2 separate regions of the Homo sapiens genome follow, and region 1 is linked to region 2. Evidence: chromatin contacts called from ENCODE Hi-C data. All regions are on one chromosome and are shown on one strand. Each heading gives the region's core, a stretch centred on a gene start or an enhancer-like site at or near the end of the contact. The rest is flanking DNA. Distances are from core to core; before and after follow the strand shown.

The links. Hi-C counts contacts between places; a loop is a spot of excess contacts on that map. Pooled maps may share reads with other maps.
Region 1: a map of dorsolateral prefrontal cortex shows a loop between it and region 2 (5-fold over the local background). The contact joins the promoter of NPAS3 here to the enhancer-like site in region 2. A Hi-C loop is called at or near these places in 17 of 168 maps with a recorded cell type or tissue (A673, PC-3, PC-9 and 11 more), 19 of 37 single-sample maps with no recorded cell type and 31 of 50 pooled maps.

What each region holds. Positions count from the first base shown.
Region 1 is chr14:32,936,961-32,940,336 of GRCh38, reverse strand. It overlaps NPAS3 (neuronal PAS domain protein 3), which reads right to left and starts at 1,458. Exons shown (of 12, transcript NM_001164749.2): 1 at 971-1,458. The coding sequence starts at 1,020.
Region 2 is chr14:32,574,661-32,577,637 of GRCh38, reverse strand. AKAP6 (A-kinase anchoring protein 6) reads right to left here. Exons shown (of 14, transcript NM_004274.5): 5 at 396-518. Among named protein-coding and RNA genes, the nearest start is that of AKAP6, 250 kb to the right of the region's middle. Within about 2 kb of position 1,362, at least 2 of the 41 ENCODE cell types and tissues checked have a DNase peak (open chromatin) inside an H3K27ac peak, as active enhancers do; they include dorsolateral prefrontal cortex, where a contact is called at or near this core.

The sequences.
Region 1 (3,376 bases), core at 209-2,708, 360 kb before region 2:
TCTATCAATGCTACTCACGTAGAACAGTTACGGGTATTTTGAACACAAACTCCCTTTCCCTGTGGCTGTACTAGTTTAACTAACTTCAAATAGACATGCTCGACTGAGCCCCTTGCTTGGATATGCAATTCTCACCAGGAACTTTTTAAAACACAGATCCCCAAACAGTAACTAACGGGGCATAGATGCTCCAACTGCTGACACATTTTGGATCTCGCTGTTTGTTTGCTTATTTGGATTTGAGGGTTTTCTTCTTTATTTTTCTTTTTCCTTTGGGAGGGGTATGGAGAGGAGGGGAAGATGAGAGCGGAGGGCAGAGCGGGAGACCCACAAGTTGCCGAGCGGAGGGCGCAGCCCGGGAGGCAGGGAGGCGGCGGCCGCGCTCCTCTGGGCTCGGCCCGGCCTAGCTGCTCGCGCGGAGACGGAGCCGGCCCCTCCGCGACACATTCCGGGCCTGGCGCGAGCTCCGCGCTCCCCGCCCCCGGCCTCCTCCTCCTGCTCCTCGCCTCCTCCCCCTGCTCGCCGCCTTCCCTCCCCCTCCCCAGCCTCATTCCCTTCCTCGAGAGCAGCTGCTAGGGGACCTGCGGCGGCCCCGGGGATCCCCGGCCCCCCACCCTCGCTGCTGCTCCCGTCACACGGCAGCGCCTTCGCATCTGTTTGTTTCTTTTTCTTTTTCTCTTTTCTGTTTCTTTCTTCTTTTTTTTTTTTTTTTTGTCAGTGAGTCACTCTATTCGCCGAGCCGAGGAGGTGCGACTGCTCAGAGAGCCCGGCCGCCGCCAGAGCCTCTCGCTGCCGCAGCCGCCGCGGGGACAATGCGCGGGGCCCCGGGCGAGCGCTGCGCCCAGACGAGGTCCCCGCGGGCTCGCGGCCCAGGAGGCGGGCGGGCTGCGGAGAGGGGCCCTCGGCGGCGGAGGCGGCGGCGGCGGGAGCAGCGGCCCGGCGGCAGGTTCAATAAACAGAAAAGTGTTACCGTTCTCGCCTGGAAGGATCCTGCTGAAAGCTGGGCTTGGTGGGCGCCATCTTCCTGCTATTTTTTTTCCTCTCTTACTTTTTGCCTCTCTCCCCCCTCCCGGGTGGGGGGCGTGGGCGGGCGGGGGTGTGCGTGTGCGTGGGGTGGCGGGAGAGTGCGGCCGTGCGCGGCGCTCTGGGCTGCCCGGCGGGCGGTGGCCGGGGCCGGGGCCGTGGCCGTGGCCGTGGCGGCGGCGGCGGCGGCGGCGGCGGCCGTGCTGCTGAGGTGGGGAGGCTACGGAAAAGTAGTGGGGCCGGAGCCTCGCGGGCGGCCGGCCGTCCCCTCGCGCCGCCGGTGCTCCCAGCCGTGGGTCGCCGCTTCCGCCGCCGCCTGCGCCTTCTCCTCCCGCTGCTCGCCCGGCGCCGCCGCCGTCCATGCGCCGCAGAGCGCCCGCGGCCCGGGCCGCCCCGGCTCCCGAGGCATGCCCGGCGCGGAGACAGGCGACCGGCGGCGGCGGCGGAGGAGGAGGAGGGGGAGGCGGCGGCGGCGGCGGGGGGAGGCGGCCGCGCGGTCCCGCGGGCAGCCCGGCCCAGGGCCCCGCCGCCTCCGGGTTCTCACCCCCGCGCCGCCACCCGCCCCCGCCCCCGTCCCCCGTCACCCCTTTCTACCACCCGGAGCAGCCCGGTGGCAGGTGGGGCGCACACCCTCCCTGCGGGGGGCGCGGGGTCTAGGCCGGGAGGAGCGGGAAGGGGGAGGACACGCGGGGGGTTCCAGCTTGACCGCTGTGAAAGTATTTCTGGGCATTTTCCAGCTGCTTTGCTCCAGAGCGCTCTCTCGTACGCAGACACACACCTCCCCCCCCTTCTCTCTCTCTCTCTCTCTCTCTCTCTCTCTCTCTCTCAATTTCTCTCTCTCTCTCTCTCTCTCTCTTTCTCGTTGGGGGACTGGGAGGCTCGGCTGCCGGCGCAACAACGCCACTCAGTTGCAGTTTCAAACACTTCCCTTCTCTGGAGTATTGCAGCCAGGAGGAAAGAAAGAAACAGAAAAAGGAACTGGGAGGCCACAGGAGCGAGCTGGGGCAGGACACAGTCCCGGGAGCTCCTTGGGGGCAGCGGAAATCAATACGGATGGGGGGTGCGCTGGCCCAAGCAGATGGGCCCAAGAGCCCCGTGGGCGGTGCAGCAGCAGCACAAGCACCTTGTGGCTCTGGCGCTCTCAGCAGCGTTCCCAAAGCCGGAGCATCTGCATCAGTCACGGACGTACAGGAGTGCAGACCCCAGGGTTCACAGGTGAATCCCCGCGCGTTTAAACTCACATACAGAAGCCCCTCCCGACTCGGGTCCCGGGACTTGGGACCGGACTGCCACCCTCTGGGATCTAGCCCAGCCGCACCCCGGTTTGACAGTTCAGCAAGGCCTAGAGAAAGGCTGGCTACTCAGTGCAGGGCCCGGGCTAGAATCCTGTTACCTGGGTAGACCCTGGTCAGAGCGTTTTCTCCACTAAACCAATCAGAAGCGTGTGGACAGCTTTTTACGCAGAGACTTGGGTCAGTCATGTGTCAACCAGGCAAGTAGAAAGGACTCCCAAAGCATTTCCACTTTGAATGAATGAAAGCGCCTGATGGAAAACATCAGTCCTGTGTGAGGTTCTGCATTTGACTTTAAGCTTAAGAAAAAAATAAAGACCTGAAAAGGGGTCCTCCATTCGGTCTCTACGACTCCAGTAAAGTAGGGCTGGGAGTTGGAAACTTCCAAAGGAACACATAAATGTTTTTCGTGGTAGAGGTGTTTAATCTGCATGATGGTGTTTAAGTTCTCTTTGGAGTACACTCTACAGGTAGGAGAGAATGAGAAATGAACTGGAGTGGAGAGTGTTATGGACAAGATATACATGGGCTGGCAGAGAAGGGAAAAAGTTGCCAGTTCAAAGTTTTGGCTCCAGGACACCCAGTCTAGGGGGTTTCTGCCCGAAGATGACAAATGAGAGAAGCTTGTAGTCTCCCAAGAGGCCACTCTTTGCTTGAAAAACCCCCCACTCCTGTCACTCCCGCGGCGGACTCCTCAAAAGTACTTAAAAATAATTTTTTGGTAAAATGATATGTCACCATTCACTTAACAAACAAATCCAGATGGAAACAAATCCAAGCGGAAACTAAGTCTGTCCTTCAGAACCCCACAATCCTGTTGAGGTGCCAGAGGACAGGGGACTCCTGACTCAGACCCTACCTCCAACACCTGCCAATGACCTTGACCTACACGGCTCACTCTCTGCCCCCCTCCCCCTATTTTGACTAAAAGACAGTAACAGGTGTCATCATGTCTTAGTAACAAAATCAAAGAAGGCTACATTTTTCACAGCTATCATCTTCTCTTCTGCCAATATAACATAAAAATCGAAGGAGGGAATAATACACCCCAAAGGCTAAAG
Region 2 (2,977 bases), core at 113-2,612:
TGATAATGAGAGGTTCATTAATTTTACAAGAATTCTAGAAAGCTTAGAATGGTCATCAAAATCATCTCTTTCATTTATTTGTTTTTAAGAAAGGGAAAACCTTCAGTTGCTGCTTTAGAGAACAAGGGTCTAATAAAATTTTCTAAGGTATTTTTAAATAATTACTTATCCTTCCAGGAAAAGCTTTGAAAAGGTAGCTTGAAACAGAGATGATTTAGGTTTCATAGTATTACTTGAAATGCCTGTAAATTTTCATCTTCTGTGACCCATTAAAATTTGGTTTCATTGACATATAGTAACCTTTGATAAATAAAATTGATATTTCTCATAAACAAACAAGCAGTACATTAAAATCCTTTGATTATTGACAGCAAGAACAACACAATCTTGCCTACCAAGTGTGTCTCCAGATACAGTTTAAGGTCATCCATCTCTGCTTTAGGGGGAGTCCAATTTTCTGTAGTTTCCATGGCTTCATTTAACCATTGAATGAATTCATCCAGTTTGTTTACAAACCCCTTGTGAAAGGAAAGAAAAGGGGAAAAAAAGGGGCAAGAAAGGCATGTTAGTTGGTTATTCTGTAAAAAGCCAATATTAAAAGTTCCAAATTTTATCCATGATCAAATCGATCCCACCGCACTCCTATCCTAGTTTCATCTTTGCTGTAATGGAATTTCCACTATTCCTGGACCTGAACTCTTACCAAAATGGGAAAGAAACTGTCAATGCTTCCCTCTCAGTTTTTCTCTAGAATCACTTTTCTGAGGAATTTGGATTGGATTGTGGGGTGTCACTGTATGGGTGACCTCAAAACATCAAAACATTTCTGGTGTCTGACAAGCATCCCCCTGCCAAAAAATCAGGTCAGGTCTGCTAGGAACACTCGTTGGCTTTGGGGGATTGCCAAATCCTTTACAGGGATTGGCATTCCTGTAAAGATGTTGTTCTTCACCCAGAAGCCTGTGGAGTTTAGTTGCCATAGCTGAACTAGAAATATATTTCAAAATTACATAAGTATTTACAGGTCCTTGGACGAGTTCTGTCCACAGCCCAAATGTCTGTGTCTGAGCCTGTGTGCTACAAAGGAAGGAAGCGTAGAAAGTGGGACCAATGAACAAACATAAATACTTGACTTCGGGTATGTACAGACATAAAGATATATTCTTGGCTAGGAAGCACAAATCACAATAACCTTGCAATTTTTCAAATAGTGGTTATAAAATTTTATTGGCCATTTAGAAGTATACATCTGTAGAAACAGAAAATATTTTGAAAATATGAAAGCCCAACTGCAAACCTAAGTGAAAGAAATGGGGCTGGGCTCCTGCTTTCCGTGTCTGGGTAAACAGCACCACCTGGAGGTCATAAGGAGCAAGGGCAGGCTTCCACACATAACTAGGAATGGGTTGAGATGCCGTTTCCCTATTAAACTTAACCCATTCTTCAGATGTGCCTTTCAAATAATCTTGATTAATATTTTTAATGCTTAACTGAGGATGTCCTGACACTGAAGTGGAAAGAGGTAAAAGTAAATATTTTTTATAATGTTTATCACAAGCTAGGTTTTGCCATTAGGGTTTTTCCTAGATAATATTTTAAGATTCATAAACCTTTAATTCAAGCAATTAGATTACCTCAAAAAAAATCATGAGAAAAAGAGAAAATGGAATTGTGGAGAGTGGTAAGTAAAAAAACAAATAACACTCAGGAACACAAATTGTTTATTAGAGGGGGACAAAGCAGAGATGTGGGCACAGAGTCCCATAGAGTCAGATCATACCATACTGCCATGCTCTGGTGTGTTGCCAACCTGTTTAGATAGAGCTCAGTCTATCATCCCACATAGTGGTACATCATATGGTTTCCCATATTCATACATGTTTCCAAAAGCTTTTCCTATTGAAAATCTCTCTATTGTACCAAGTCTCCAAGGAGAGTCACACCCAGGGATACATATCACAACCAGATTTCACAAATGCAAGATTTCTCATTTATATTCTTTCAAAAATCTATCCCAATTGGTTAGATTTGATAAAACTAATGAGAAATATCATCTTAGAGACATCATAATCACAAACTGAGACCTACACAATTGCAATTGGCTGAGCTGGGAACTATATGGTAGTTTAACATTCCTCCAGTCCTAGACTCCAACCCTAAACTGATTGACAACATCATTGAGGTTTCTGTTGGTCATCACTCAGAAGATTTTCTTCCAGGTGAGGTGAAAATATGTCCAACAGAGAAGGTTTCAGAAATTTCATACAATGTATTCCCTTACTAAGTGAATTTTCTGGTGATCTACCAAACTCAGCCTTTTTTTCTAATTTTCTCATATTGCAACTCTTTCCAAATGCCAAGAATCCATGCAAGATCATTCATTTTGCCCCTTCTCCTATCTTCAGGGTATCAGTTTGTCTGTTCTTTCGCCTTTCCTGCATTTGCATAAATTTGAGAGTTGCTTTGCTTTTCATTTCCTCCCAAATACTTGACTCTTTTAATATCGAAGTTACACTTACTCAAGCTCAGTCTTCTCAGTAGAGTGTCCCATGTGTTCAAAATGTTATTTCCTAAACTCCTTTATCTGGTAGACTACCTAGGGATCAGAATATTTCACAGGTTCATATCTGACTTGATGTTTACCATAGATCCCTTCAGATGTGTACAGTAAATCTGTGAGCAGAAATAAGGGCAGAGTCTGTTAGAACTCCAGTCCTAATTCTCGATACTCTCATAATTAAAATTTTCGTGAAAACTTAAGAGACCCTTTGCTGACCAGATGGACTTACAGAAGTATTGTCTGTCATCTGTGGATGCTAGTCAGAAAAGCAGAATTTAGATGGTTTATAAATGGGAGATGAAAATAGTACTTTATACTTCTTGCAGCATTAAACAGTTTTTACTATTGTATTTAGAATTGTGTTGTTATATCTGTACATATAAATTGGTTTGGGGAGAAAATTAAGTCAGAAAGTAT